2 separate regions of the Mus musculus genome follow, and region 1 is linked to region 2. Evidence: chromatin loops called from intact Hi-C (ENCODE). Cell type or tissue: heart. All regions are shown on one strand. Links, peaks and the distances in the headings refer to the core of each region. The heading gives the core; the rest is flanking DNA. Region 1 holds the start of Lgals12 (lectin, galactose binding, soluble 12). Region 2 overlaps Rtn3 (reticulon 3).

Region 1 (16,562 bases), core at 4,767-12,766, 160 kb after region 2:
TGTGTGCATGAGTGTGTGAGAGTGTGAGCATGTGTGTGCCAGTGTGCTTGTGTGTGAATGTGTGAGTATGAGTGTGTTTGTGTGTGTATGTGAATGTGAGTGTGCATGAGTGTGTGTGTGAGTGTATGTGTGTGTGTGCATTTGTGAGTGTGAGAGAGTGTGTGTGTGTATCAGAAACTAGAGAAGAGTGTCTGATGTCCTCTACTATTTCTTTCTGCTATTATTCTGAAATTCACTGAGCTTGGAGCTTGAGCTCCTCAGTGAGTGAGGCCAGAGGCCACCAAGCCCCAGCTCCTCCCATCTTTGTCTCCAGGGGTGCTGGGGCTTGAGTGTACCTGAATACCTGGCTTGTTACATGGGTGCTGGGAGCTCAACTCCAGCCTTCATATTTGTATTAGGAGTGATTTTAAATGCTGGACCACCTCTTCAGCCCCAGAGTTTTGATGGGCATTTAGAGAGAACTCCTCGTCAAGTGTAGGGCTCTATTGGATAGGGTCAGGGTGACATTAGGGAACACTGGAGCGTCTAAACAGATCTAAGCTGCAGGTCTTGGCTTGAGTGACCACCGGAGAGAAGCCAGAGTCTGGTGCCCACGCACTTCCTTTCTAGGCAGCTTGGCTGTTTACTGAACGTAGCATTGCGATAGAGGAGGAGGCCAGATCACCTCTTTGGGTCTCAGCTGCAAAGGCTCTTTTCTAGGACTTGTGATGGGAAGCTAGTTTAACTGACAGGGAAGCAGCACCCACAAAAGGGGCTGCTGTGCCTCACCCCAACCCTATTCATAAACTCTGCAACCTGGGCTAACTTACTTCCCTTTGCTCTGCTGCAAGAGGGAGGTAAATGGTGGTGTTGGCCCCCCCCCCCCTCTCTCTCTCTCTCTCTCCTAGTTAAATACTTACTCTTTCGGCTCTTTCAAGACCAGTCCTCGAACTACAATGACTTGCCCAGGCCAGAGACCCCGAGGAAGAGCACGTGAGCAGGGCACCTCCTGACAGAAATGGAAGAGGACTGAGATGGTGACCACTGGGATGTCAGGGTCCCTCACCAGCAGGATGCACCCAGGGACCCAGGAACACCAGGGTAGGTGAGTGTCTCTATAGGCTGCATGCTGGAGACTCAGCCATGCCCCTGTATTAAGCACCCGCTGTAGGCCTGCTGAGAACTTCCTCAGGCCCCTCCAGGCTGTGCACAGTCTCTTAGGCCTTGTTCCGTCAGTGTGCTCTGAATTGTATGTAGCAGGTATATAGTGGTTTATCATTCTGGCACCTGTGAGCAACTGGAGGTCTGGGGCTGGATGGTTTCCCTAGCCTGATGCCTGGTACTGGGCCAGTCATGGAGTGTATTAAATGCCCATTTGCAGAGCAAATGAAGAGGGTGAGATGAAACTGGAGTTCAGCCAGGAGCTGTTTCGCCCTCCCACTGCTGCAGTTTTCCACAAAGAAGGGAAATGGAATTTCCCTTCACCTTCAGGAGAGGCCTGGAGTGAGGGTCACTTACCAGCCTGGGGCTATACAGCAGGAAGGGCTGAAGGAGAGAAAGAGGCAGGGACACTGTTAGTATTTGCTTGGGCAAAGGGAAGGTCTCCCTACTTTGCCTGCATTTGGGGGACACAAGGAGTTTGTGCCTCTCCCAGCAGTAGGTGAGTGATTGGGTTCCCAGGGGGGGATCCTTTGAGTCCTGAGATATCCCCGTCTCTGAGTAGTGGGGAGGAGCTGTCTTCCTACTCCTTCAGCAAGGTTGTGGGTCTCATCTTCCCTTTTTGTCCTATGGCATCAACCATAGCCATCCTGCAGGGTTGATCTGAGGACCTAAAACTCAGTAGAAATTATTTCCCGATGGGAATCATGGGCCCTTCCAGGGAGTCAGTTACCTCCATCCATTTTCCCAAGTATGCCTTGGAGATAGGAGGGGAAAGGCAAAACCAGGCTCCCCATGTGGCTTAAGGGAGCCACAGCATATTCCTGGCAACTGCAGCCGTGAGGGAAGGGGTCAGCTGAGCCTTGTGCAATCATATGCGGGGAGGAGAGAGGGCCAGCTGGCTTCTAAGTGTGGTTGTCCAGCCTTGCTCCCCCAAGAGGTTCAGATATTTGGGCTAAGGAGCCATCAAGCTTGATGACTGAGTTCCCTCCCTGGACTCACACAGTGGGAAGGAACCCCTGCCGATTGTCCTCTGACCTCCACACATGCATGCTCCCCCACTGTGCACGCACAGACACATTATCATTTACACACAATAAATAAATAAATAAATAAATAAATAAATAAAAAATAAAAAATCAATGAAAGAAACTCACATATCCAACTGGATACTCTCTGCTACCCTCCACAAATGGCTGTTGAGAAAGAAAAGGGGTGGAGGTGGGGGAAGAGCTGGAGAGATGTTTCAGTGGCTGCTCCTCTAAAGGACCCAGGTTTGGTTCTCAGCACTCAGTGTCAGTGAATTGGATGCTTTCTTCTGGCTTCCATGGGCACCAGACATGTACATGGTACACATATATGCATGCAGGCAAAACCACTCATACATATAACATAAAAAAGTAAAATAAAGCCAGGCACTGGTGGTGCACACCTTTAATCCCAGCACTTGGGAGGCAGAGGCAGGAGGATTTCTGACTTCGGGGCCAGCCTGGTCTACAGAGTGAGTTCCCAGGACAGCCAGGGCTACACAGAAAAACCCTGTCTGGGAAAAACAAACAAACAAACAAACAAACAAACAAACAAACAAAGAGATGCCAGCCTTTGGAACCGCTGTAAGCCCCTGACTGCTCCCCATACAGCCTTTTAATGCTGGTGTGTGAAACATGCCTACTCTTGGCCCAGCTCAGGTTTACTGAGTCAACCCAGGACTGTATTTGCAGTACTGGGGATTGACCTAATTGTGTTTGCCAGGGCAGTGCGCTACCGCCGAGCTGCATATTTAGCTGTATTCTGAATAAGTTAGGTAGATACGATTCATCTATCAAACTGCAGCTTGCATTGGCATTGATGTGCCATGCCCCTTGCCCCTCAGTGCCAAGCAGAAAGATTCCTGCCCATGGCTCCTGGGCTTCTTTACTGTGGTCACCTGTGGTCACCTTCTCTTCTTCCTCACCTCACTCACTTCTGACACAGTTTTGCACTTCTTTCTCTTGGTTATCCCAGGCATATAGAACCTTCCCCTCTTTCTCAATCTGGGGTGAGTGAGTGAGCCCCAGACCTGTTCAGGATCAGGGGACATCAGAGGCCACTACTGACGCAGCCTTGGCTCCAAGGGAACTTACATTGATGTTCAGGAATCCAACAGCCTTTACCAAGATGTCACCAGATATGTCAAGGGTATCTACCCGTGACAGTGGGAGCCGGTAGCGGTAGTGAAGAAAGTGCTGGCCATTTACACTCACCTGGGGAAGCAAACCACAGTGGAAGAGCAGCACACTGCACACTATGTGCATAGTCCACCCTAGGCACCACAAGCAAGCCTTCCAAGACCTTACATTTCTTTTTTCCCAAACATTGCAAGGCAGGTGCATTGCACAGATAAACTTAATCTGTCCAATGTTGAGCTGATAGGGGGCAGAGCTGATCCTCGGACCAGGGCACTGTCCATGTCCACTTTACCTATGACAAAGCTCTTTCCTTCCTAGCCAGTCTGAGTTGTTGCCATTGTCATTGCCACTACCACTGACACCATCATCACCAGCAGCAGCAGCATCACCACCACCATCATCACCATCATCCTTTTCCTATCTATAGCAAGGAAACCAAGGCTAGGGAAGTTGGGGATAATTTTCGTCCATCAGGGCTTCCTTGTCCTGTGGAACCATCTGAAGGTCTCATTATCTTTCTGTTAGGATCATATAGGAGGCCAAAGCCTGGACATTAAGTTCTCTCTGCCTGTCTCCTGCTGCCCTGGCTGAAAGGAGATTGTGATTGTGACGACAGTGGATTCCACCTCAGACCTTGTGGGAAAGATTTAATGGGTACATTCACAAAAAGGGCTTAGCACACTGCCTGCCACCAAGCATGGGTCTTCTGAGTGTTTGCTCTGACCACGCCCTGGATCCCTCTCCCTACTAGATCCAGGGACTTTTGCAGTTTCCTATTGCTATACAGGCCCAGAGCAGTCTTATCCTGTCTCCATGGGGCCATTTTTCACAGTGCCATGGAGAACTGGACAAGAGCAGGAGACATGTAAAGTGCCAGCTCCAGACTGCCTGATGCACACACAACCTCCCACTCACCTTCACCTCTTCGTTCTCAAAGAGAAAGAGAATGAGGAAGCTATCCCCTCTCTGCAGGGCGACCCCTGGCCACCGGATCTCTTTTTGCCAGAGTCCACCTTGGTGGGTGTTGCAGATGACATGGGGCTTGACAGTGTAGAATCGAGGGCTGAAGCGGAAGGCAACATCTGGCTGAGGATGCAGGCAGCACCCACACTGGAAGTCCACCTGAAACCTGGTAGGGGAGTTGTGAGGTTTTGAGTGCCTACAGAAATCAATCCTAAAGGTAGAGAGGAACTCCAGATTGATGTCCCTAAATTTGGGCCCTACCGAGCGTCCTAGCCAGTCCCCCTTACCTCCTTGCATGCAGAGGGACCACACCCTGCAGCGTGACCATCTTGCCTGCATACAGGCCACCAAAAATTGTTGTGCCATAAGGAATCACCTGAACAAGGAAGAGAGATCGGGTATGCCAACTGGACGTGGGGCCAGGGATGTCTATGGACAGGGGCGGACGTGGGTAGAGAGGAAAGACCAGGAAAACAGCATCGCCATGAGTTGATCTTGACTGTTAGATTGATGAGGGAACACACTTTGGGGTACATCTGTGAAGGATTTCTAGAGGGAAGCAGAATGCCCATCCTAAATGTGGGCAGGCAGTACCTTTCTAAAGGCTGGATCACAGACCGAACAACACGACGAAGTGCAAGCATTCGTGTCCCCTCCTCACCCCACCAAAGAGACAGGGTGTCTTTGTAGCCAAGGCTGTCTTGTAACTCACTCTGTAGACCAGGCTGGCCTCGAGCTCAGAGACCTGCCTGCCTCTGTCTGTCTCTGTCTGCTTCTGGGCTGCGATTAAAAGCATGTGCCATCACCCCTGTCAGGCCTTTGACTCTTGACTGTGGAGTTGGGAGAGTGGTCACCTCCTACCATCTTCCCTGCCACGGTGGATGGATTTCCTATGGTTGTGAGCCAAAATAAATATTTCTTGCCATAAGTTGTTTTTGCAAAGTAATAGTTTTTTCACCCTCAAGAGAAAATGTCCTAGTAGGGAAGGAGCATTTTTCTCTCCAATATTCCTGGGTTACTTTTCTTATTGCTGTAACAAGATACTCCACAAAAGCAACTGAAGAAAGGAAGGAAGAGTCCTGTCCATCATGGCAGGAGGGCATGCCAGCAGGAGCTTGAGGCAGCTGGTCACATCACATCCAGGCAGGAAGCAGGGTGCAGTGGCAGCTGTTGCTTACTTAGCCTCATGCCTGCCTTTTATTCAGACCAGGGGTCAGCTCATGGGGTGGTGCCACCCTACACTTAGGGTGACTCTCATTACCTTGATTAATGGGATTGAGATAATACCTCACAGACTTGCCCAGAGACTTGTTTCCATGGCAACCCTACATCCCATCAATTTGTTACTCTAGTGACCCAGCCCAGTTCTTTCCAAAGCTCTTCTTTCTTGGGCAGACATGCCAAAGCTATATGACACAGGGAACCCTAATCAGCTCCACAGCCCTGTCAGAGCACCACCCAGCTGAGGCACACCAGGTTGCTGTGCTACTGTGGTTTGTCACTTCACTGGGTGCCATCTGGGAAGGAAGCTGCTGAGGGCTGGTGAATGCCCAGAGTTTAGGAGCTAAGAGGAAAAAAGAATGAAGAAGTTGGGAGCAAGTTGGCCCTGATGTGGACTCTCTTTGGAGATACCTAACGGTGACTAGGGACCAGGCCCATCTCTTGGGGCCCATCTTTCCTCATACAGAGGCTGTCTGGCCTTCCTGAAGTATGGACACACTTTCTACTCTACTTTTGCTGGGTCTGCTCCCTTCCACTTTTTCCTGTTCCTCCATCCTGACACCGTTTTGCTTTCCCTCTTCTGAGTTCTCAGAGTCTTCACTCACAATGCTAGCTTGGCCCTTGGTCCCTCATGTACAGGAGCTGGCTGGCTGTTTTTCCATTAGGATCACTGAATAAGATAATTGGAGCCCTGTCTTTCTCTTCAGCAGGCTCAGCACAGTGGGTGCTCCACAGAGGGTGTGCAGACAAGCTGGAAGGGGAACCTGGGGCAGTGTCACAGGGTCAGCCCTTATAGGTGGCTTGTCAACTCCCAGTGGCAATCAGAGAGCCCAGACCACTCCGAGGAGCCCTCCAGGTGGCGGTCTTAGCTTGCGAAGCAACAGGCTGTGGGGACCTAGGAGGTTTCAGGTGCTTCAGCCCTGTTGCTCAGGCACCTGGGGGGCGGGGGTGGGGGTGGGGGAGGAGCCAGAGGCCAGGATCTCTACATGGCATGGCAGCTTGGCAGGCAGCCCAGTGGCTTCCAGTTCCCAGGCTCTTGGCAGAATGTGTTAATTAACTGCTCTGATGGAGGTCTCTAAGGAGGAGAGAACCAAGCAGGGGAAAGTAATAATTAGTGCTCATTAGTGGTAGTGCCTGCTGGGAGTTTGGCCTTCTGAAAACGTGGCTGGGCTTCAGAAAGTCTCCTGGGCACTGAACAGGGGGAGGGAGAGAGGAATCCACATTCTCCCTGACTAGGAGGGTTTCCCTCAGGCTTGGAGAAGGGGCTGCCCTTAGTCATTAGTGTCCCTCATAGCAATCCACCTCCATTCTTCTAGCCATCTATCCCAGAAGAGGCGTATTGAATAGGCAAGGATCCTGGAAGCCCGACCAATCACTTGCAGGCTGGAATTTAGCTGATTGGTCGTTTTATTACGCTTACTCACCGGGTGGAAGACTGGCGGCTGCAGGATGAAGCTGTCAGGAATCGGGTCCAGGTGTTCGTCAGTTGACATGGGGGAGGGGCAACTTCAACTCAGCCTCTGATCCTGATTCCAGCAACGCGATTCCCCACGGAATGGACTCACTTTTCCCAGCCTCTGCAACAGCTATCCAAGCTGTTAGTCTTACTTGTTCGCTATGGAGTTCTAATGCTTCTTGGAGCCGACCTGGGAGGGGCACTGGCCCACCTCTAGGAACCACATCAACCCCCGCTATGATGGTACAGCAGCAGCTTTGCTGGACTGGACCTGCTAGCAGAAACTCCCGCGCGTCCAGGGGCGGGTAGCTGGCACTCACTCATGGACTTGCTAACTAGCCCATCTGTGTCTGTGTCTGAAGCACTTGGCCACTTCAAAGGGAAGCCTAGGGCCGGCTCATTTCAGCGAGGGCTTTTGTTTCCTGGGGCTCACCTGGGCCTTCAGCGGATAGTAGGAAGGGAAGCTGCTGCTGCTGGTGGTACACGTGTGCAGGTTCCTTAAGAGGCCCCGCCCCCAGGTTCCTGGCTCCTCCCGCATTCATTCCCTGGTTGCTTTCCCCTCTCTTCCCCTTTCCCCCAAGTTGTTCAGTCCCTTGAGGCCATTTCAGCATTAGCTGCAAATGCCAGGGACCAGCTAGGGTCACAAGAAAGTGGAGTGACAAAGGCCAGGCAGAGGAGGGCTCCCTTGGTCTCAGACAAAGCAGCACTGGCTAGAGGGAACACAGCCTCTGCTCTTACATGCTGTGTCCTTCCACAAGTCACTTCTCCTTGAGCCTCCCTTTGTTCATCCCGGTGTCACAAGGGTGACCATGGCTGGGCTTTGTGTTTGAGCCTGGACCCATATTGCTGTTTTAGGAGAGGCCTCTAGGCCTGGCTCAGATTCCAGTTAAAGTTCCTCTTTCAAAATAGCATAACTCCTCAACTTTAGCCTACGTTGGGAGGTTTCCTGATCTAACTATGGGGTCAGACTTGGCAGCAGGGAATTCCTGGTATGTCAGCTACACAGGGTGTTGGTACAGTCGTTCCAGGGATAAGAGCGCCATGTGAGGGGCCTGGCGGAGGGATTGGGCAGGTCTACCTCACCTGATCTCCCCACCTAGAAGTTTGCCAGAAAGGTGAACTGTGGCGTCTCCACCCCGGGACCTACTGGAGAAAGCTCTTTGGGAGTGAAGTCCAGGAAATGGCCTTGCAGGCAATTCTACTGAGCATTAATGAGAAACCCTGACTTGGGTTCTAACTGAAAGCACTTTGGGTGCCAAGCAAGGAGTTTGTTCAGCTGTGGCTGGGTAGGTGTGGCAGGAGAGCTGAAGGTGTTTCTGTGGGAAATCCAATCCTGGGTGTGTTCAGAAAGAGATATGTTCGCCACAGTGGGGAGGAGAAACGGCAGGTGGAGAGACCAGTTGAGCCAGGCTATAGTGCCCTGCACTGTAGTCAGATCTGGGTCCCCAAGGCTAGTGGTGCCCTTCCCCCACCCCACATCAGCCCTGCTGGGAAATGAGGGAGGAGGGTGCACTCATTTACTTGGGTTGTCATAACAAAATACAACAGATTGGGTGGGGTGTAAACAACAGAACTCTATTTTGTCTCTGTTCTAGAAGTTCAAGATCAAAGTGTTGTCTGGGACCTCTGTTGTGGGTTGGCAGCCAGCCTTGTTCTCATACAGTTGTCTCTGCTGGGAGGGTCTTGGACGATTGCAGAATACCTTAAGAATCCATTCCGCAGACCAAGAAAGGGACCTTCTTCACCTGGGAGTCAGTTGACAACATCTGGACACTTGATGGAATAATTAGAGGGTGTGAACATTAGGAGAAAAACTAGTCAGGACGAATGGACAAAGTTGGCAGCTGGCCCACCACCATTCAGCTTAGCTGGAATTATTTTTATGTATGTGGGTATTAGGTAGTCCAGTTTCATTTTTCTCAGTATGAATAGTAATTTCTCTCATCATATAAGAACTTTTTTTTCCCTTTCCAGCGACGAACAAGGTCCACCATGTCTTGTGTTAGGTTTTCATGAACGAATATTACCAACTACCTTCCACCCCATGGGTCTTCCACCCCACGGTTCTTGTGGTATCCATTCATTATTACTTTTATTTATGTGTAGTGTATGCTGTGTGTGCTATAAATTAGATATCTATTAGATAAATTAGATCTCTAACATACTGCTGGTAGAAATGAAATTGATACTGTCAGTTAGAAAAGGTCCTGGTTTTTTATATTAGAGCATTATATGCTGAACATTATATGCACCCTAGGGTATTAAGTCTTATGGACTCTCATGTGTGAGCATACCAAGACACAATTCAGTTCCTTTTCAGTGCCTGTTTCAGTCAAGGGAAGAAAAGCAGACAATCAAACCTATCCACCCCAGTAGCTTTATCATTGGATCAATAAATAAATCATGGTATGAACACACAGTTTACAATCTCTACAGTAATATTAGGGTGTGTATAGGTCTCTGTAACCACCACAGGCAGCAGAGTAATGACCCTTAGGAAGCAAGAAGGTAATTCCGTCCAACACTTCTAAGTAGCTAGTGTTGGTTCAAACTTTGCAAGTCTGACTCTGAGTAGTTTATTTTAGGCAAATTTAAGCACAGCACTATTTGGTAAAAATGCACAATAAAATATAAAGTAAGCTAAACAAAGATTGGCTATGACCACATTGAAAGTCTTTGTAAGGGCTGGAGAGATGGCTCAGTGGTTAAGAGCACTGACTGCTCTTCCAGAGGTTCTGAGTTCAACTCCCAGCAACCACATTGTCACTCACACCATCTGTAATGGGATTCGATGCCCTCATCTGGTGTGTCTGAAGACAGCTACAGTGTATGTATGCATGTGTGTGTATATATATAAATAATAAATCTTAGGGAAAAAAGAAAGTCTTTGTAAGGTACATGTGATACCTTGATGCATTTTATAGCTTGATTGAGTAAAACAAGCTCATGTGATAAGAGTCTGGGGAGAGGATCTGATGTGGTCTCAGCCACATATTGCAAACGTCGCCAGGCTATTAACCATATGGGTAGCAGGTTATAAATCTCTTCCTTTGAAGGAACAATCCTATGTGTAACATTTAATGTTTAACATTAAAGGTTCCCTAGTATTTATCTGAGGGCACAAGGACCTCTTTGTCTCCTACACATGATCGAGTCATAGGAAATGCTGGAAGAAATGATAGTGGCATTTGTCTCAGTGCATTTGCTAAGTGTATTAGTTGCTTTTTTTTCTGTTGCCATGACAAAACCCAATACTACAGCAACTTATAGAAGTTGTGTCTTATTTGGCCTTACATTCTAGAGGGACAAGAGTGCATGATGTTGGGAAAGCATAGAAGCAAGCAGCAAACGTGGAGGCAGGAGCTGGAAACTGAGTGCTTGTACCCAACCATGCCCACCAAGCAGAGCACACACTGCAAGTGGCACAGGCTTTTCTCTCTCAAAGCCCACCACAATCAGCAAGGCCACACACCCTAAGCCTCCCTATATTAGTCAGGGTTCTTTAAAGGAACAGAACTGATTGAATGAATGAATAAATACCATGAGTAGTCCTATGATGGCTGTCTCATGATGGAAAGACCAAGACTCCAGTAGTCAGTTAATCCTCCAGAGTAGATATTTTTGCAGTCTTGATCTGGTGCTTGGAGTCTAGAAGGAGCCCGGAAGAGCTGCTGGTCTTTAGTCTCTGTTGGAATCTTGAAGACTCAGGTTCTAATACTACCGAAGGAATGCTGCAGCAGCAGGATAGATGAACTTGCTGCCACTGAGAGTAAGGACAAGTAGGCAAAAAGCAGAAGCTTCCTTCTTCTATGTTTTGTAGTGTGTGTGTGTGTGTGTGTGTGTGTGTGTGTGTGTTATCAGAAAGTCCGTTCCAGAGTTAGGGTGGAACCTCAAATAAAAATAAATCCCTCACAGGTGAGTCAGCTGCCTGGGTTTTAGCTGATTTCAGATGCAGTCAAGTTGGCAACCAAGATCAGCCATCACACTCCCCAAGCAGAACCATGAACCAGGGATAAGTGTTCAAATATCTGAGCCCATTGAGCATTCATTCAAGCCATTGTAGCATCTATAACAAAGACTCGTGTAGATAACAAAAATGCCTCAAAGTTCTCCAGGCTAGGATGCTCAGGACCAGTGCCAGTAGATTCAGCATCTGATGAGAGCTGTGTTCAGGGTCATAGATGGCAATGCCTAGATAACCTACGTGGTGAAGGAGGCTTCCAGCTCAGTAGGGGTCTTTTTGTTTTTTTAAAATAAAGATACAGGTCCCATTCATGAGGAGTTTGCCCTTGGGGTCTAAGTTCTCAAAGTCTTTCACCTACTTAACCTACTTAGGGTTAGAATTTCACTCTGAATTTTGAAAGGACACAGATATTCAAGCCAGCCATCATTTTAAAAATGAAGCTTCAGGGCTGGTGAGATGGCTCAGCGGTTAAGAACACTGACTGCTCTTCCAAAGGTCCTGAGTTCAAATCCCAGCAACCACATGGTGGCTCAAAACCACCCGTAAAGAGATCTGACTCCCTCTTCTGGAGTGTCTGAAGACAGCTACAGTGCACTTACATATAATAAATAAATAAATCTTTAAAAAAAAAATGAAGCTTCAATCATGAAAAAACCCCAAGGTATTAGGTTTGCAAAAGGGGGTTTGGAAAAATAGTTAAAAGGTAAGAGGATATCAATGGCTAGAGAAAGTATTTTATTCAACCGCAAAGAAGGACTTTTCATTGTTTGTAGGAACATGGAAGGAAAGGGGGATCATGTTTATCAAACTATGCCAGACTCAGAAAGACAAGTAGCATGCATGCTGTCATGCGTGGACTTTGGGAATAATAATTGTAAGGCCAGGAATGTCTGAGGGGGGCTGTGAAGGATGTGGAGAGAAATTGAGGTGAGATGATTTTGAGGGAAGGAGACTTGAATAGTGAAGTTGACCAAAGCACATCAAACACATAAATGGAAAGTACATGACTTTGTAGAGTGCAAGTTTGCGTGGATAGAGTCACTGTATGTACGCAGTCCTGAGACTGAAAATGGGGATCCCTTGAGCTCAGGAGTTCAAGGCCTGCCTGCCCAGCAGAGCGAGGTCCCATAGTAAAAAACTAAGGAAAAGACAAAGGACACATTAGACTGTGGAGACAAAGGACACATTAGACTCAGGGAGGAGGGAGAAGATGGATGGAAAGCAGGGGACGTAGGTGGGGCTTGTGTACTGGGTGTGTTCCCATCTTTGTGTAAACATTGTATATTTATTTGGCTTTCATTTCAAAAAGATTTATTTAATGTGCATATGTGTTGTCCACATATGTCTGTATACCATGTGCACGCCTAGAGCTAGTGGAGGCCAGAAGAGGGCGTCAGATTCTCTGGAACTGGGTTTATAGACCTTTGTGAGTCGCCAGGTGAGCGCTGGAAGCCTAGTCTGAGTTCTCTGCAAGAGCAACAGATGCTCTGAACCCTAGCCATCACTCCAGCTCCCGTGTTTCGCTTTTGTGTCTCATGCTAGCGGAGGCTTGCCTGGATGTCACTGTGTAGAGAAATTGAAATTCCCAGCCTTTATAATCCGGTCTCAAAGCCCTCGGTGTGTTTGGTTAGTCAGTAACTCTCGACTTCTCCAGCGGCCTCAGGTGCTGCCTCTGGGACTTTGGGACCGCGTCTTTGCGTGACTCATGAATGACCTAACTCCTGCGTGGAGCGCCTGCCTTTCCGTTGAGTTGCTGGGGCGCCTTCCTCCGCGCCAGTGTCTACGCATACGCTTACTGCACAGTTGCAGCGGCCCACACCCCACCCGCTCCCGCGCGCGCCCTCATTCCGCGCGTCCCGCCCCACGCGCTCTCGCCGCCGTTTGACACGCGCTCCCTGGAGGCGACGCCCCACCTCTCTCACCTCCGTTCCAGCCCCGCTGGCCCCAGTGCCCATGATCCCGGGGCTAGGCGGACCCTGGTCCGCACCTCCCTGCAGGCGCGTTGTCCCTGCTGGCCCCAGCGGGATGGGCCTGAGCCCAGCAGCCAGCGGGGAGTTCGGGATCCGCCTTTCCAGGGTCCCATGGCCACGCCCCACGCAGATCTCGAAGACCTCAAGTACAGAGTCAAGTGACACCCAATCTGCAACTGGACAGTCAACTGTACCCCACTCAGGTCTGCCCCAGGAGTCCCAGGAGTAGGGTCTCTCCCTCGAGATCTTTGAGGGTAATTCCCAGCGGTTGGCCCCTGCCAGAAATGGTTTGGCAGTTGCTTGCGTCTAGACAGCCCCCATACAAATTTTATGGAGGGCAAAGCAGGAACCGACACAGTTCTAATTCTTATTTTATACACACACACACACACACACACACACACACACACACACACACAGATATAATTTTTTTTTGAGACAGGGTTTTGCTATGTAGCCCTGGCTGGCCGCAAACTCTTACTATGTAGATCAGGTTGGCCTGGAACTCACAGAAATGCGTCTGCCTCTCTGCCTTCAGAGTGGTGGGATTAGAGGCATTCACCACCACACCTGGCTTTAGACACCATTCTAAATCAGAACATGCAGCCCACTTTTGACTCGAGTTGGTCTTTCATGGGGCTCCCTCCTTCCCCCATAGAAGGCAGCTGTGTATTAAATCACACCCCTTCCCTCCTGAACTAGACTCAGCGAGTTCTCAAGCGCTGTTGGTCCAGTTCTTGCCGAAGCAACTCAAGCAAGACCGCCGATTAGAACAGGCCCGAAGCTTTCAGCAGGGGTAAGAGTCTTACTATGAGGACTGGGGCTTTGGGTACCAGAAGCATTTTTGAAGATCTTATTTAGATGCTAGTTCTGCAGAACACCATACCCACCCCCTAACCTGCCTCCTCCAGATGGTTTCTGCCAAGGACAAACTAGTGAGTAGCGCCTGCTGGGTAAGATTGAACTAGGCTGCAGACCTGATGACTGTTGGCGTATCTTGTGGAAGTTTTTACCCACAAGACCACTCTCCAGACTCATCAAAGTTGAGTGAGTTTGTAGGAGTACAAACCAGTGAAAAATTTAGGAGGTTTGTGCCTGGGCATTAGGTTGGGGCAAGGAGAGGAGGTTTGAGGCGTTTTGCATTTTATTATACTCTATTATGTACCGTCTTCTCTCCTTTTAAGATCAGTGTGTATCACTCACTGATAGAGATTTGAAAAGAATAATGTGCAAATTAGAAAATAATCAGAAAGCTCTGACCAGAGGGGGAAGGGAGAATGAATAATAGAATTTATTTGAGAATAAGTTCATAGTCCAGTGCAAAATGCACACACCTTGTGGAAACCAGCAGCCCATTCCAAGGAATAGAGAAGAGGAAGACACATTTAGAGTTGAATCGAGGAGAATTAAAGTTGCTGTGAATAAATCATCTTTGGCCACAGGTTTAATTATAACAGGGGTGTTTAGGGACCAGCAGGGTATGCCAATCCAAGATGAATGATTGCTGGGCAGGGGTGTCCCCTGAGAAGCAACATTGTGGCAGGACGTGGTGCTCTTTGTGCAAAGTTATGGCTTGTGGGATTCCTCAAAGTAGCTCTTGCCAGCAGTGCATGCCAGCACTCCCTATGGCTGCATTTTTGTCTGAATTTGAGACCAGGGACTCCATTTTGAATGTGACACTTCTCACCTACACACTCAGTTTTAAGCAATTGGAGACAACCAGGGCGAAGCTGTTGAACTGTATGAAGGCGAATGAATGTCTTCATAGAGTCAAGTTTGCAGGTGTGTGTGTCTCTTTCGATGACAAAACTGAAAGGTGTCTTAAAAGCACAGATCTGTTCAGTCACACAGACTTTCCAACAGCCGTGGAACGATGTTTACAATGTGATTGCAAAACCATTTTCTAGAGAGAAGCCGGAAACTAGTTTGGAGCTCACACCCAGCAAGAAGAGGACAGAGCTGATTCCAACATCAAATTCAGAGATCGAAAGCACACAAAAAAACCAAGCAGTTGAGGTGCGTATCCCAGGAATCCATAGGATGAGTGTTTTAGTTTCTTGGTCATTGCTCACTGCATCGTGTTTTACTCTGCGTCTAATAAATATCTGCACCGACATGAGAGATTGGTTATGTGTTTTTTAAAGTAGATTTCCTGAGGCACATTTAGCCCATATTTAAATTCTAGATTTTTAAAATATGCAATTAGACACATTCTGATATTGTTATGTTAGAGCTGAAAAGAGAAAAATGGCAGGTTCCTGGGAAGGAGCTGACATGAGATTACCCTGCTCCCTCAGAAGACCTTTATTAGGAGGAGAGAGAGCTTCACAATGTGGGGGGGGGGGCAGCATCAGGCCTTGGAGCGGGAGAGCTGGAGAGCTGGAGAAAGAGAGTGTCTTAGCAGCCACAGGCCTTGGAGGAAGAGAGTGCTGACCCTTCATATCCTGAGAGCAAAGGCGTTTCTAACTCTTACAGGGTTTGGAAGTGTGTGTGTGTGTGTGTGTGTGTGTGTGTGTGTGTGTGTGTGTGTGTGTGGTGGGGTGGTGGAGGGGGGAGGCATCATATCACATGATCTATCTTGGCCATGTCACTGTACCTAAGGGCATGGTGGCAGGCACAAGGTAGGACCGTGAATTTGTCCTGTAGCTCCAGGGGATGGGGTTGGTGAAGGGCTTCAAGGCCATAGAGCAACCTGTTTCTTATCACCTCTCTGTCTCAGACAAGGGAGCTGCAGGGGCACACGGCCTGGTTTTTGAGTAGGGGGAGGAGAATGAACGTGCATGAGCCAGCAAGAGGGTCTGTGGTCTCACAGATACACGTATTCAAGTGTGAAACCCTTTGCCATCATACACATCCATAAGCATGTTTTTTTTTAATTTTAATTTTTTTGTTTGTTTGTTATTTTTTGAGACAGGGTTTCTCTGTATAGCCCTGGCTGTCCTGGAACTCACTCTGTAGACCAGGCTGGCCTCGAGCTCAGAGATCTGCCTGCCTCTGCCTCCCAAGTGCTTGGATTAAAGGCATGTGTCACCACTGAACATGCCTGCTTGTCGTCTCTTCCCTGTTGCCCCCATGCCTCTATCTCCAGGCAGCGATCAGTCTGCTTTCTGGCAGTTGTAGATTAGTTTGCATTTTGTAGAGATGGTGCATGTATCTAGTTTTAAGACATTTTTTTGCACTGATTGATTGATTGATTGATTGTGTATGGGGATATGGCACATGGGGTGGGGTGGGGGCAGAGGACAGCTTGAAGAAGTTGATCCTTACCTACCATGCGGATTCCAGGATCAAATTAAGATTTGGCTGCAATGTCTTTTACCGGCTGAGCCATGTTTTCTGGTTCTCTAAGCCTTGGCTTTAGTGAGGAGTTCGGGGTCTGCTGGAGACCTCAGCTGTAAGCTACCACTGGCTAGTTTACTATGACCTTGTGATCCTTTCATTTAAATGGTCTCTTTAGCAGAAGAATCCTAATAGCCACACGTTTTCCTTTCTTATTACATAGCAGAAAAGTGTGTGATTGGTCTGTATATCAATTATTTTGGGTTATAGAGATGTCAGTCATCCTAACATTTTTACAGGACCAATGCTTGTGTCTCTAATGCCACAACCAAAGAGAATTTCTGGCTTTCCTTAAAGGCTCTTCCACAGGGTACTGCAAACATTTCTGTCAGTGTTGGGGGTCT
Region 2 (16,562 bases), core at 2,854-10,853:
AGCATTTAATTACATGCACATTAGCCAGGTGGGGTGGCACATACATACCTTTAATCCCAGCACTCCAGAGGCAGAGTTCTCTGTGAGTTAGAGGCCAGCCTATCTACAGAGTGAGTTCCAGGACAGTTGAGGCTACAAAAAAGAAACCCTCCCTGCTTTGAACCCCACCCCCCCCACCTCCAAAGTACAAACACATTGATGTTATCCACTGATGTTGCACTGTATCCTTCTGCTCACTCCAGTGTTTAAACAAGCATGTCAAAATAAACAGTGGTTATCAGGACATCTACTTCAGCTTGAGAACCAGGACTAAAATGGAGTATTCTTTTCACGTTTTTCTTTAAATGTAAAATTACAGCAAACTACATAAACATAGTCATTGGGTACATGTACAATATGTACATCTGTTCAATTTCGATCAAAGTGTACAAAAGACCACACTCCTGAAGGTGCACCTTTTTCATTATAGAGTTTGTATCTCGATCCCCCACACCTACTCCCAAAGGCCCATTCAGTTAAAGGCTGATTCCCAGAGAGGCAGTTTGGGAAGGTTTGGGTGTCTAGTGGAGGTCTTAGGTCATGGAGTATTGAGGGGGTCTGAGTTTCTTCCTTGTGTTTTGGCCATAAGGCTGACAGTTTTGCTTCAGCACGTTTGCCCTACTTTGGTGATGCCAAAGGTCCAAGAGCAACAAAGCCAACTATGAGCCTGGCAAGTTATTTCAGGCATCTGCTTCAGTAGTAGAAAGCTGACTAACCCAAAAGTCAGCAACTCAAAAGCAACCACTGCTGTCCCAGTTCTTTTGTTCTACAGTCACACAGATGTTCTACAGTCACACAGATGTTCTACAGTCACATAGACATAACTGACACAGTACAAATTATTTTATGCTGGTTCTCACTGAGCATAATATATGAGATTTATATTGATGCAAGCACCAAAACAAAAACAAAACAAAAAATCCAACCTAGCTATGTCCAGCTGGAGAGATGGCTCAGCAGATAAGATCACTTGATCCCTGGTATCCACAAGGTAGGAGGAGAAAACTGACTCCTGTAAGTTGTCCTTGTGATCTATACACAAACATAGCTATGTCAAGGAATGTTTATTCCCTTATTGTTTCAACTTTAGGACATTATTAGTAAAACTACCATATATATATATGTGTGTGTGTATATATGTATGTATATGGAGTTTTTACTCCTCTATAGTGGAGTTGCTAGGCTGTAGGACAAATGGGTATTGTTTTTCAAGAATCTGTCCAGCTTTCCTCATTTATACTCTCAGCCACAGTCCATGAGACTCTCGCTGTCACTCCCCCTTCACTAGGAACTGTATTTAGCTTGAGCCATTAGAATGAATGGATAGTGGTAACTATTTAAACTGTGTGAGATTCAGTATTGGACAGATTTACACTGTATTACTGTTGTTTGTGTAAAATCTTCTGGTAAATGTAGAGGAGTGGGTCTGATGCTTTGATTTAATTGGGAATCTGTGTTTACTGATGCTGGAGGTCCTTGCCCACAATTGGGTTTTGATCTATCAATAAAGATGCCAGTGGCCAATGGCTGAGTGGAAAGAAAGAGGCAGGAATTCCAGGTTCCCGCAGGCTAGGAGGAGGAGGAGAATTTAGGGGAAGAGAGACAGACTCAGAGCTGTAGGGGAGATCTTCCAAAACGTAGGCGGAAAAGAAAAGAGGTCCAGGGAAGGAAGCTTGAAAGTGTCTTGGGCAGCAAGACCTATGGGCTTCACAGAAGGTAACTGGGCAACTAAGTTGAGGGCAGATTTAGAAATATTGAGCTAGGAGTAAAAGGTAAGGGCTTGAAGGAAGGGCTGGAAGGCTTTGAAGAGCCCAGCCACAGACCCTATAATAAGGCAGCTTAAAAATGAGCTAATGTGTGTGAGTCTTTCATCTGTGGAACTGAGATAGCTCCTGGGCAGGTGTGCGCCTGCGACCAGCTGGGAGCACAAAGTGGGATAGCCAAAAACTAGCCATTAACAGGGAAGTATAATTAGTTTGTTTAGTCCAATTTCTGATAGTCCAATAAATACATTTTGGCATGAACTTTCTTAAGGCAGTGACTTATTAGTGATGTCTTTCATTATGCAAAAATTTAAAAAAAAATTAAAAATTTGGTTTTGATAAAGTCTAATTAAGTTATTCTGAGATTAGTACATCCAATGACCTAAGAACCCTTTGTCTAGCCCCATACAATGTAGATACTTTTTTCTTTTTTCTTCTCTTCCATTGCAACAGTCTCATTACTCAGCCTGGGCTGAACCCAAGTCCTCTTATCTAACCTTAGCCACCACCCTGGCTTTGTAAGATTTTTAAAAAAGTTTTTATGTTTACTGACTGATTTTCAATTAATTTTGTATACCATGTGATGTTAGAACTGGTGGGCAACATCCCAAGGCATTGCCTAAGACTTGCCACTTGGTTTATGTGTCCTGTATAGAATGTCCCACTTGTTCTCAATTATGAGTAGAACCTGTGATTAGGAGAGGCTAGTCAGTGCAGTGAGCAACCACGTGAGTACTAGAACCTGAGGGCAGCTCCAGAAGCTAAACACGACCAGCACTTTCCACTTCAGTTGATAGCTAGTGAGAGTTGTGATCTGGGGTGAGAGATGGCTTAGCCATTAGGAGTACTTATCTTACAGACTAGTTCAGTTCCCAGCACCTACATCCTGGAGAGAAGATGTCTGTATGAATGTGGCACCCATCAATAATAAATCTGATGGCCTATGGATTAGTTAGGAAATTGAAGGTGGAACATCCAGAGAAAGGATTCTGGGACAGACCCGGGAGATCCACCTCTGAAGATGTGAGGAGATGGCTACATGGTACCTGAGTACAGGTAACCGGCTCATGGCAGAATGTAGATTAAAATAATTGGGTTATCTAAGTTATGATTATAGTCAGAGAAGAGCCTAGATATGGCCAAGGTATTTGTAAATATATTTTGAATCTGAGTCTTTTTTTTTTTTTTTTTTTGAGACAGGGTTTCTCTGTATAGTCCTGGCTGTCTTGGAACTCACTCTGTAGACCAGGCTGGCCTCAAACTCAGAAATCCGCCTGCCTCTGCCTCCCAAGTGCTGGGATTAAAGGAATGTGCCACCATGCCTAGACCTAAATCTTTTAAAAAAAGATTTAAAATTTCTTAATTATGTGTATTTGGTGTCTGTGTGGGTATGTGCACATGAGTCCAAGTGGCTGATGAAGCAAGAGTTACAGGTAGTTATAAGTCACTCAATGTAGGTGCTAGGACTGAACTTGGGTCTTTCCAAGAACAATGCATGCTCTTAGGCACGAAGCCACCTCTCCAGCCATCTCTTACCACCCCCCCACAACTAAAAGTAGGGATCTAATCCCACAACCTCCATGACCTAAATTCTGTCAGCAACCAAAGAAGCTGATGACAAGCTCTTGAGCTTCAGATGAGGTTACAATTCTGGACCACACAGCCACACACACACCAGTTTTAGAACCAGACCTCACTTCAGCCTAGCAAGACTTTGCACAGAAGATCAGCAGATGACCCACATCTACATTTCTGACCTATAGAATAAGAACTAACACTGTTTAAATCACTGAACTAGTAGTAATACCCCCTGTGCTCTGCTTAACTTTCAACATCACTGCTGTCTTTATTACTAGGGTTTTATAATATCTTGAATATTCTAAGTCCCTTAATTTTTCTTTTCCAATACTGCTTGGGTTTGCTAAGTTCTTTGTATTTCCACAGAAGAATTCCATTTGGACTTTCAATTTTCTGTGGCAGAAAAATCCTTGTACTCTGACCACACTATATTGAACCCACATTCTGGACAGCACTGACATGGTAATGACTGCCAGTCTTCCAAATGCAGATAGAACATCTTTTCCCCTTAGCTCTTCCTTCATTTTCCTCTGCAGTAATCTGTAGTTTCTAGCACATCTTAATTAAAAAACAATGCGGATGCTGAGAATCAAACCTTGGTCTTCTGTAACAAGTCTCTAAGCCACCAAGCTGGAGCACTCTCCAGCCTCCCCCTTTTTTGTTAATTGTGATGTTTAAATGAAAATATATTATGTACTGGGGGGGAAGGGAGAGGAGGCAGGGGGCAGGAGACAGGGTTGCAGGTTCTCTCAACTCAAGATCTTCCTCTTTTAGCTTCCCAAGTGGACTTCATGCATGTACCACCTTACCTGACTTGCAACTACCCACCCCGATTCAAAGTTTTTAAAAATTATTTGCTATTAGTGTATAACAATACAGTGAGTTTTAGGTATTTTCTTTTTTTTTCCAAGATCTTATCTCAAGTTTAATTTATTTTTTAAAGATTTATTTATTATTATATATAAGTACACTGTTGCTGTCTTCAGACACACTAGAAGAGGGCATCGGATCATAGATGGTTGTGAGCCACCATGTGGTTGCTGGGAATTGAACTCAGGACCTCTGGAAGAACAGTCAGTGCTCTTACCCACTGAGCCATCTCTCCAGTCCCAGGTATTTTATTTTTCAAACTATGTGTGTGTGCATTTCCCCATAGAAGGTAGAAAAGAGCTCCTGGAGCTACAATCATAGGTGATTGCTGACTTATCTCTCCAGCCCTTGAGTACTTTATTTTATTGTAGTTCTAGGGTTCAAACCCAGGGCCTCATGCACATTAGACATATTTTCTATTACTTATGTTTTGAGCATTAGCCAGTATGTCTTCTTAAATTTTGTTACATTCATTAATCAGTGCTAGTGATTGTTTTATAAATTATATAGGATAGATTCCTTTCACACTTTTTAAAAAGAGTTATTTTAAGTGTATTTTCTATGTGTGCTCCAAGTGAGTGCAAGTTACCTGTGGAGGCCAGAGCTGTGGAGTTGAATTTACAGGATGTTATGGTCTCCCTGACATGGGTACTGGGAATCAAACTTAGATCTTCTGTAGGAGCAGCAAGTGTTCTTAGTTTATGAGCCATCTCTTTAAGTCCACTGTTCTTGTTTTTTTTTTTAATAGGTTTTCTTTATGTAGCCCAGGCTGGGATTGAGCTCACTATCATGCATAAAACTTGTGGAAACTGGTTCTCTCCTACCATGTAGGTTCTGGGGAACTGAACTCAGGGTATCAGGCTTGCCAACAAGTGTCTTTACCCACTGAGTTATCTTGCCAGCCTTTTCCTTGAATTCTTGATCCTATTGCGTTTAGTGCTTAATGGGATTGATGTCATTCTTCTTTAATCTGGAAAACTTCCTTTAGCATTTCTTGTAGTCCAGGTCATCTATAACAAATTCTCTTTTTTTCACATCTAAGAAACCTTTATTATATATTAAAGATCATTTTTATTCCATGTACAATAGTATTTGCCTATGTGTATTTGTACTGCATATACGCAGTGCCCAGAGGCCAGAAGAGAGCATCCTCTGAAAGAACTACTAGGGCTCTTAATTGCTAAGCCACTTCTCCAGCCCCTTGATTTTTAGTCTCCTATTATTTAATATAGAAATCTGGGTTAAAACTGGACATGGTTGCACATCCCAGCACTCTGGAGGTGGAAGCAGGAGAGGAGGATAAAATATCTCACTTTGGTTATTTGATGATGATTTTTTTTAACATTTTATGTGCCTGAGATCTCAGGGCTATGCTATTTCATAATGGTCAGATTAAGCATAGCCCGGTAATATGATTTATGGCAAATGCCTATTTTGGCTTGGTGATGCTGGCGTCTGAGTAGTCATGTAGCAGTTAAGGACACACGGCTTGTTATCCTGGATACCAAGGACTTAACAAACAATTCTGGATGACAACTCTTTATATTTTGTCATCATAGTTGTAGAAGAATTGGATACTTCCCTGCGTTGAGAGTGTTGACAGCTGAAAGCTCGCCTGGTATCTTCCTGTGTGATCCTTTGCTGCAATCAACTGTTAGCAATGCTATCAGTTTCTGAACCCACTGAGTCCTAGCCAGTCCCTCAGCCTGAGAGTTGTCTTTGGACTTATCCTAGTAGGTGACAGCTGAGCTTTAGCCAGCATGTGTACTTCGTTGACTAGGAAGTCTGTGATCATTTTATCTTCAAAAAGCTCTTCTCTAGTCTGCTGTGGGACTTTGATTACACAATCTTTTGATTATTCCACAGATTACTGAAGTTTTGAAGGTAATTTTCTTCCTCCCTTGTATTTCAGGTTGTATAATTCCCTATTCATCAAACTCACAGATTTTCTCTTTCCCATTTTGCTATTGTGGTCACTTAGTGAGTTTCAAATTTCAGATGTCTATAGTTCTAGGGGTTCCTCTAGGCAATTTCTGTTTCTATTTTTAGGCTGAGATTCCCTTTATTTTCATTCAATACAAACATTTTTCCTTCACTATAATAAATTATCTTTCCCCCACCCCCTCTCCAGGGTCTCATTATGCAACTGGCTGTCCTGGAACTCATATATATAGACTAGGCTGGCCTTGATTTAATTCTAATATATGAATTTAGTTTATAGAGATCCTTTTCCAAACTGAATTATTTTTCTGGTTTTAACAAAGTTAGTTTTGATTTCCATTCTAGACACTATAACTAAAATGTTTTACAGCTTAATGTAACTACTCTGTTATAGTTCTCCATATAGCATGCATTAAGAAATTATTTAACTCCTTTAGTCCCAGCACTTGGGAGGCAGAGGCAGAGAGGCAGAGGGATTTCTTTGAGCTTGAGCACAGACTGCTCCAGATCAGTCAGGGCTATACAGACAGACCCCAAGTCAACACTTTCCCACATGCAAATAAATGATTGTATTTATTTCATATGTACATGTGGGTGGGTGCCTGCTTGTCTGTATGTGCACTAAGTGAGTGCAGATGCCTAGCCTAAGGAGGCTAGAAGCTGAACCTGAGCCTTCTTGCTATATCAACAAGTGCTTACAACCACTGAGAGTATTGATTTTGGGGGTTGTTTTAAGCATGCCATTACATTTTGTTAAAGACTATTTGCAAATTGTCACTGGTGCAGATCAAGTCATGGTTCCGTTCTTCCATCTTTAGCTGGATTGCCTAGATTCTCTCATGTACACATGTAGATCAGGGATCAGAAAAAGTTTACACAGAGATTATTTTATAGAATTTAGGCTTTTGTCCTCTGGATCTCTCCTTTTCAGGATACTTCTTCCCTTTTAATATCTCCTCATTGAGAATGACTTAATTTATCTTCTTTTGATGGGTGGTGGTAGCACACCTTTAACCCACACTTGGGGGACTACATAGATAAAACCCTGTCTCAAAACAAACAGCCCAAAGCAACAAAAAACCTTTTCTCTCAACTGGTCAGGTCCCAACTACAGCCTGTTTTTCTGGTTAAAAGCATGAAAAATAGATTAAATTTAATTGTTCAAATGTATTCCATGTTAACTCTTTCAGAAACTGTTTGTTTTTTTATGTTCTATACTGCCTTCAGACCTCTTTCTTTTAAATTATTCTTAAGTATAGTCATATACAGAAACACTGGGTCCAATAGAACCCTACCAGGTTATAATAAAAAGGTGACTTTATTTATTTATTTATTTATTTATTTATTTATTTATTATATTTAAGTATACTGTAGCTGTCTTCAGATACTCCAGAAGAGGGAGTCAGATATCATTACGGATGGCTATAAGCAACCATGTGGTTACTGGAATTTGAACTCAGGACCTTTGGAAGAGCAGTCAGTTCTTAATTGCTGAGCCATCTCTCTGGCCCTATTTTTTTTTTAAAGACTTATTTACTCATGTAACTTATGTATATGTGTGCTCTGTCTTTATTCTCTGGAAAGCCTTTTGGGGTACCGCTTGGCAGGAGTCTGACATTGGCCAAGGACAAGGAAATGGGCTTCAGGCAGGAATCTAACATTAGGGCATAATAAGGAAGTAAGTTTCAGCAAGAATCTAACTTTAGGGCTGGCGAGATGGCTCAGTGGTTAAGAGCACTGACTGCTCTTCCGAAGGTCCTGAGTTCAAATCCCAGCAACCACATGGTGGCTCACAACCATCTGTAATGAGATCTGACGACCTCTTCTGGTGCATCTGAAGACAGCTACAGTGTACTAATGAATAATTAAAAAAAAAAAGAATCTAACTTTAGGCTGTAATAGGGAAGTAGGGCAAGGCAGGAATTTTAGTCTTAGGGTGGAACAGAAGAACTAGGCTTCAGGCAAGATTTTGGGTCTTGGACGAGGAAGTGGGCTCAAGTATTTTGGTCAGTATAACAAGCCCTTTTAAACAACTGTCATGGGAGTAATTGCTTGCTGCTTTGTTAGTTCCTTATTGTACTGCTTTGCCCAAAATACTTGCATGTAATTAAAAATGGTATAAAAAGTGGATTGGAAAATAAAAATTTGCCTTCAGTCTCAGAATTGACTGGGGTCACCATACAATGTTGTCTAACTGTCTTGTTTCCTTTCAATCCTCACTCCTGCACTGCCTGTTGACTGAGTGGGCTTGGTCATTATTCACACTTGGAGAGGGCGTCAGATCTCATTACAGATGTTTGTGAGCTGCCACGTGGTTGCTGGGAATTGAACTCAGGACATCAGGACCTCTGAAAGTAGTCAAGTGCTTCTAAGCACTGAACCATCTCTCTAGTCTCATGATTTTATTTTTATTTAACTTTTTTTTTTTTTTTCTGAGACATGGTTTCTCTGTGTAGCCCTGGCTATCCTGGAACTCACTCTGTAGACCAGGCTGACCTCAAACTCAGAAATTCACCTGCCTCTGCCTCCCAAGTGCTGGGATTAAAGGCGTGGGCCACCACACCTGGCTCTTATTTAAAAATTTTTTATTTTAAAGATTTCTACTTATGTGTATGTACATGTCATGTGTACACACTGTGTGAAAACAAGTTGATGCATTTAACAGAAATGTTTTACATCTTTAAAGATTTGGTCATAAAATAACTGCTAAGGTTTTTAATTTTGAAATTTGTAAAGAATAACATTTTGGGGGCTGGTGAGATGGCTCAGTGGGTAAGAGCACCCGACTGCTCTTCCGAAGGTCCGGAGTTCAAATCCCAGCAACCACGTGGTGGCTCACAACCATCTGTAACGAAATCTGACTCCCTCTGGAGTGTCTGAAGTGTACTTACATAAAATAAATAAATAAAAATCTTAAAAAAAAAAAAAAGAATAACATTAAAAAAAATTTAGTATTAATTTTATGTGTACTGATATTTTACCTGCAAGTATGTAAGTGTACTATGTGTGTACAGTGTCTGAGGAAGCCAGGAAAGGACACTGAATCCCCTGCAACTGGAGCTACAGATAGATGTAAGTCACCACGTGTAAAGAGTGACTTTTAAGCTTCTAACTATGTCAATCTGCCTTAACTACCACCTAAAAATATTTACCAATAACAGAATCTGGTCAGTGAAATATCCTTAACTTCTACATCTCTTTTTATTTCTCATTCTAGGCGAAAATACTTACAAAATTCTTTACTTATAACACTATAAAACATTGTAAAATAACTACCATTGTCCCAGTACCAAAGAAAGACAATGAACCAGCTAGGCTTGCTGTCTAAGGTCACACTGAAGTCTAAAAATGCCAGAATTAGACAGGAGGCTTTATGACCTAATTTCTATATGCTTCATCACTCAAAATGGTTGCAATGAGAACCAATGCAACCCAGGAATTCAAAAGGTACTGATGTATCACTGAAGTAGTAGTCTAATTTAACACTGGCTGTATACAGAGCTTTAAGAATCTTTTTTTACCCCTTAACTGTGGTGGTTTGAATGAGAATGGCCCGAATAGATGCATATATTTGAATGCTTGGTCCCTAGTTGGTGGAACTGTTTTGGTAAGGACAAATAGGTACTGTTGGGGAAGGTGTGTCACTGGGGGTGGGCTTTGAAATTTCAAAAGCCCATGCCAATTGGCTGTTTCCTAATTGTGCATCAAATGTAAGCTCACAGTTAGTGCTCCAGAGCTCTGCCTGTCTGCCTGCTGCTATGATCCCCACCATGATTGTCATGAAGTCATTCTCTCTGAAACTATAAGCGAGTCCCTAACCCCTTTAGCCCTAGCTGTTCTAGAACTCCCTCTGTAGACCAGGCTCAGAGACCCATCTGCCTCTGTCTTCCCAGTGCTGGAATTAAAGGCATGTGCCATGACTATGGTGCTAAGTAAGCCTTTTTGAATACTTACTTTCTTTTTCTTTTCTTTTCTTTTTGATTTTTCAAGACAGGGTTTCTCTGTGTAGCCCTGGCTGTCCTGGAACTCACTTTGTAGACCAGGCTGGCCTCGAACTCAGAAATCCGCCTGCCTCTGCCTCCCGAGTGCTGGGATTAAAGGCGTGAGCCACCATGCCCGGCTTTTATTTATTTACTTATTTATGAATACTTTCTTTTTTAAGTTGCCTTGGTCATGGTGTTTCTCACAGAAATAAAAAGTAACTAATACACTTTGCAAAATAAACAGCATTTAAAGCCATTTTCCTGCAAGCCATCTACTAGGAAAGAGATCATTTCAAATAAAAAAGAAACATGAAGATCTTCTGGTACTATTAAATGTCCTGTTGTCTGGAGACTGTTCAGTAGGCCTGAAGTATAAGAATGAATGAGTTTCTCTTAAGTATTACTCCAAAAGAACACTGTAATAATGGTCACCTACTTTCAAAGCATAAACCCTGTGGAATACAGTAAATTAATTAAAAGTTACATTTACCGAGTTTCCCTGCAGGAATTCTTTTATCTTTGATAACTAATTAAAATTTACAAGTCCCCTCTTTAAAAAAAAAAAAAATCCAAGTACCTATCAATGTTTACTATCATGGAGATTTAAAAACTGAACTTTAAAAATAAATAAGAATACAGACTGGGCCTATAATCTCATCCCTTGAGAGGCTGAAGAAGGATACTATGCGCTCAACAATAGCTTGGGCTACGTAGTGAGTTCCAGGCCAGCTTGGGGTAACCTTGTTTCAAAACAAACAGCAGCAAAATCACAAACTGGTAAATAAATATGAACGTGGTGATATTCTTAAAGGCAATAGCCACATTTAGGCCACTTATAAAGAAAGAAGAACCTTGAAACAGAACAGAACTCAGAAGGTTAGTTCCCAAAGTCTGTGGCTTTAGGAAATACAGATATAGAGAGACTAAGTTAAGTGATCACTAAGTGTGTGTGGGAAGTCTGCCTTTTCTTACAGGGCATAAAGCAAAATGAAAAAGTGGTAGTCTGATAATCACAGCAGCATCAGCCACATGCAGAATTTCTGTTGTAAATGGTTACCTGGGAAATCACTGAGAAGTCTTGCTAGAACATTCTTGTTAACCATTTCAGTCTTGGTAAGGCTGGAAATAGAATCTATTCTAGTGTTTTTGATGATAGTAGGATTTTTGGGAATTCCAAGATCAGATCCAGTTTTGACATCTGTGTGTTCTAGGATGTCAGATGAACTCTGTGGCCCAGACTGTGGAGCAAAGGTTTGCTTGAGTTTTCCTCCAGAAGATATTCCTTCATCCTGCACCTTCTCAGCTTGCCTTTCTCCTAATTCTTTAATGGCTCTGATGGTGAGCTGCTCCTGCTCTAAGTCGGGAGACATCGTAGGGGCACCTCCAGTTGTTTCTCTGCTGTCTTCACTGTATTTGCTTTTAATATTTTTGGTTTCAGAACCACTTAGCTCACTTTCATGCAAGAGTTCCACAGGCAAAGTGTTTTTAAAGTCTGCTATCTTCTCTAACACTGCTTCCAAAACATCACCTTCCTCTTTATCCACTATCCCCTTCTCCTCGGCTCCTGTGAGGACAGCCATCAAGTCCTCTGGGGAGGAACCATCTGTATCTTCAACATATTTTCCAAGCAAAGATTCCAACTTGGCAGAAGCTGGCACAGTTAGTGAGAATCCTGTCTCATTAAGAACACTTGGAGGTGCTGCTGAGCAAACTTTGGGGTTGTTAGTCATATCAAGCTTTTCAGGTGTGACTTCATTCAGGGTATTAGGTACTTGTGAAGCCACCTCACCTTCCAGACTCTTCTGAGTAGGAGTTTCTGGCTGGGCCTGCGGCTGCTCAGAGTTTTCACACATTTCACTCCTCACAGTTTCACGACTGGGAGTCTCTTTGATTTCCCTTTCACTTGTTTTTGCAGCAGCACTTGGAAGGGAGTCAGGTTTTTCTGTGATGTCCTCTATTACTGTGTCATCAGATTCCCCAGAACTATCAACCTCTGTGACTTCCCCCATCACAGAGTTAGGCCAGGCACCCCTCAGGTTAGGTAAAGTTACTTCCACTGTGGCTGCTCCAGAGCCTGAGACCCATTTCTCAGGCATAGAGCCAGGCAGCTCAGAATGAAGCTGAGAACTGCCTGGCACACCGTTGCCACCAGCTTCTTTTGTGGAACTGAGGTAGTCTCTTACAGGTTTTCCTTCTGTAAATGCTTCTGTCCAGTCACCTGTGGATTTGGTAATGGGAGTGCTCCCATTAAAAGAACATACAGGCATTTTCTGTTGAGGGTTTGTTTTAAGATTTATAACTGGAATTTCTGAGCGAAGTTCACTCCTGTCTAGTCCTGTACTTTCTGTGGTGCAAGATGTTTTATTGGCCTGTTGTTTTGCTTGGGGATCTAAGTCCCAAGTCAGTATTTCATTAGTAAAGTTATGCATATCATTCACACATCTAGACACCTCTTCCAGTGCTGCTGTAGTGTGTGAGAACTGTCTACCGAGCAGTACAGAGGATGGGTAACGCCCTGCCTCTTTATTTCTCAGTGGAAAGAGTTTGTCATTCATTTCCAACAAGTCTGCGGGGGATTCTCTATCGCCATGAGCTGCCCAGCCACCCAAATCATTTGGGTTTTCCTTATACAAATCTTTAAATTCTCTGTCAAATGTTGCTTTGTCAATAATTACTTCAAACGGTGACTCAGGAGAATCTTTTTCTACACTGGCTACTGGAAGTTCAGATGGGGACAAGGAATATGTACAAATGTGTTCTGCCTTAGACTGCCCAAAATCCAGTGCACTTCTGTCCTCCCCATCTGGAACCTTGTTTGGGTTCTTGGGTTCTTGGTCTTTAACTACCCACTCTTCTGCTGGACCAATTTCTTTTGACAGAAAAGCAGGTTGCTCTGGGAAACTGTCTGGAATAGAAGGGTGGCTGCAAGGAATGCCAGTTGCAAGAGAAACCGGAGCGTCTACTCTGTCCTTGTTGGTCCCCTGAGGTGAGTCCAGTTTTTTCTTATCTAGAAGAACCAAGGGGTCTTTTCCTTTAGCTAGAACAAACTGGCTACCTAATGTTTCACTCTTTTCTCCAAGCGGTGTTGTAGGGTCAGGGTTATGTATTTCAGAAGATGAAAGAAAGGAGGAAGTCATACTTTTTGAAGGTGGCTCATCAGAGCAAAGAGAGCTCAATCCCGCTATGGTCAGAATTTAAAAGGAAAAAGATCATTTACCAGATGCAAGTACACACATTAGCTAGTCAGGCCAAGCAGCATGCTTTTTATTTTTAAAAATATCACACACACACACACACACAGAGTGTATGAACAGATACACACACACAAAAGTACATAACAAACCAAAGGTCAATGGTTATCCTACAAAACATGCATTAAAGTGCCAACAATAAAACAAAAGCCAGTATCATGCTACAAATTTCGAATGACAAAACATTTATTTTTCAGGACAACTATTTTTTAATTAGTTAACCCCCCCCATAATAAAGGGGTGATGGTACTGGGAGATTTGGGGAGTTTTTCCATTCTTTTTTTTGGGGGGGGGTAGTTATTCTATAGGAACAATGTAATCTATACAATAGAGCTTGCTGTAATGTCTTCCTTTGTGAGTTGAACAATTCAGAACACACTGGCTCTACAGATCCCCTGTTACAGTCCTCACAATCTGAGAAGGAAGAGTTAGCAGCCTGACTCAAGTTGTTCTTGATTTAGAAAGGCAGCAGGTCTTTCTTGAGTCTGAAAATCATACTAACATCAGATGTTAATCATCAAACATCAGATGTTTCCAAATGCCATATAAAAGAGTTGTTGCCTCATTAGCCAGGAGCAGTGGTGCATGCCTTTAGCACACTGGGTGGGGTTGGGGCACCAGAGGGAGGAAGATCTCTCTCTGTCAGTGAGAGGCTAGCCTGGTTTACATAGTAAGTTCCAGGACAGCCAGGGCTATGTAGAGAGACCCTGTCTCCAAATAGAAAAACAGGAGTTGTTTTATTCTGTCACATCAATAAATTTTATGTCACAGGATCTGAGCTTTAGAACAGTAAAGCTGTAACCTAGGCAGTGGGAACCCCTTCAAGGATGGGGTGGGTGGTCATAGAATTAAGTCTGATTATAAAACTGGCCGAAAAAAATGATGACATAGATGTCGTAAACTGTGTATACCCATCACTACATACCTGAGATCCTCAGCATGAAAGAGGTGTAAGGTAAATGAATCCCTGTACCTAGGTTAAAATGCTGAATCTTTCCCAACAGGAATGTAACCCTGAGGCAAGCAAAACTGACCTTACAAAGACAGCATAGCCTACCATTTTATAGACATGGAATTTCAGATGATTCAGAAGAAAGACTCGCAGATGAGACTGTCAGCAAAGTAAATTAATTATGTCTATCACATGCCAGACACCATTTCAGAAACTGGATTTAATGCAGTAAATGAAACAGAAAAAAACCTGTTCTTTATGGAGCTAATACAGGGAAGAAAGACCAAAATACACAAAATCAATAAACAAATAAAATAATGGAACTGATATATTCCATAAAAAGAAAAAGAAACCACAATAGAAACGATGATCACAAAATATGTAATTACTAGGATAACAGTGAGGACACTGTGTGCTTTGGTAGGAAGTGAACTTGCCAGTTTCTTATGCCCTGTTTTCTCTCCAATTTCCCCTGAACCCTGAGCACTCCAATAGTTTTGAACTGGGTATAGAACAATCTAAGGCAAAACTGTGAGGTTAGGCTAGAAGTCTTGCTGTCAGAATGCTAGTGGGTTTTCTTATGAGCATCATGACTACCTGGCAGACTGAAAATTTTTTATTAAATACTTTTTTTGATGCAAAGTCTTCTGCGTTCCAGGCTGGCCTCAAACTTATTATGTAGCTCAGAATATTCATGAACTACTCATTCTCTTGACTCTACCTCCTCTAGGGTTTCATGTATGCCAGGTACTCAATCAACTGAACTACAGCCTCAGCTCCTTATTAAAGCCCTTGATATGCCAGGCATGGTAGCACACGCCTTTAACCCCAGTACTTGGGAGGCAGATCTCTGTGAGTTCAAAACCAGCCTGGTCTACAGAGTTCCAGGACAGCCAGTTACATAGAGAAAAACCCATTCTTGAAAAACCAAAAGCCTGATACATTTGTGCACGCGAGCACACACACACACGCACACGCACACGCACAGAGAGGCACACGCATGCTCCCTAATAATGATTTCATAACCAGCTGTGGTGGACAGTGTTTTGTGAAGTTTTGAGGGTAAACAGAACACTGCCTTGTTCATTCTTTGGTGAGCCTGAGATATAGGATGTTAGAGCTCTCATTACTAACAGACTTTCCCTCGTGGAGCCAAAGAAGGCAACATCTTCATCAGTGTTTTAATTTTAATGATCTCCATTAGAATTTTGGAAAATGAAGACATTCTGGCTAACTGTAACCCTAACAAACTTGAGCAGGGTGGATATGTACTAACACAATGAAAAAAAATTAGGCTGGAAGTAAAAGGTTTATAGTGTGAAAACATTAAGCAGAAATAACAAGCCTTTTGCAAAAGCTCTAAACAAGAACTCTCCAATTAGTAGACAGCATGGCATTAATAGCCATTAGTGTTTCACAAATCAGCAACTTATAATACAGTAGAAAACTCCAGAGAACCTGAAAGTTGTTACCTACTAAAATAATATACACTACACGACTTGCTGATCAAACAGATTTGGGTTATTGTATAAATAAGAAAATGTCTACTAGCTTTCTTTTTTCAAACACTCAGCCATCGTGTCTCATGCATTTGACTCTCAGAGCACCCAGGAGGCAGAGGCAGGCAGATCTCTGAGAGTTCAGGACAGCCAGGGCTACAGTTTATCAGTGTTTTAATTTTAATGATCTCCATTAGAATTTTGGAAAATGAAGACATTCTGGCTAACTGTAACCCTAACAAACTTGAGCAGGGTGGATATGTACTAACACAATGAAAAAAAATTAGGCTGGAAGTAAAAGGTTTATAGTGTGAAAACATTAAGCAGAAATAACAAACAAAACAAAACAAAACAAAAATAAACACAAACAAACATATACCTTGCAATGTTTCACATGTACTTAAATCTCCATGAAAAAAAAAATCTCTTGAGTAGGGTATGGTGCACACAACTGTGATCCCACACTTGGGAAATGTAAGATCATTAAGCAAGTACTTAGGAGCAGTAAGATTAGAAGTTTGAGGCCAGCTTGTGTTATGATACCTTGTCTCAAAACAAGCAAACAACAAAACTATAAAACATTACTGCCACCCCCACAACCAACAAAAAACTTTTTTTTTTTTTTTGGTTTTTTGAGACAGGGTTTCTCTGTATAGTCCTGGCTGTCCTGGAATTCACTCTGTAGA

What was found. Hi-C counts contacts between places; a loop is a spot of excess contacts. Peaks named below come from ENCODE experiments on the same cell type or tissue, not always from the same donor. Only the 100,000 strongest peaks of a DNase experiment are listed, where the experiment ranks them.
Region 1: a loop joins it to region 2, with 6 times the contacts of the local background. A loop is called at or near these places in 12 of 42 quality-filtered maps.

What each region holds. Positions count from the first base shown.
Region 1 is chr19:7,599,749-7,616,310 of GRCm38, forward strand. It overlaps Lgals12 (lectin, galactose binding, soluble 12), which reads right to left and starts at 7,445. Exons shown (of 10, transcript NM_001356574.2): 1 at 7,379-7,445; 2 at 6,914-7,075; 3 at 4,556-4,644; 4 at 4,221-4,434; 5 at 3,261-3,380; 6 at 2,295-2,333; 7 at 1,498-1,524; 8 at 900-988. The coding sequence starts at 6,982. Plaat5 (phospholipase A and acyltransferase 5) reads left to right here and starts at 12,789. Exons shown (of 6, transcript NM_025731.3): 1 at 12,789-13,082; 2 at 13,582-13,675; 3 at 14,787-14,895. The coding sequence starts at 12,935. In heart, for the core only: no CTCF peak of the experiment used is centred there; DNase peaks (open chromatin) are centred at 6,333 and 8,003; H3K4me3 peaks cover 1,574 bases; H3K27ac peaks cover 514 bases; H3K27me3 peaks cover 2,151 bases.
Region 2 is chr19:7,445,069-7,461,630 of GRCm38, forward strand. It overlaps Rtn3 (reticulon 3), which reads right to left. Exons shown (of 9, transcript NM_001003934.2): 3 at 11,232-13,355. Among named protein-coding and RNA genes, the nearest start is that of Rtn3, 30 kb to the right of the region's middle. In heart, for the core only: no CTCF peak of the experiment used is centred there; no DNase peak of the experiment used is centred there.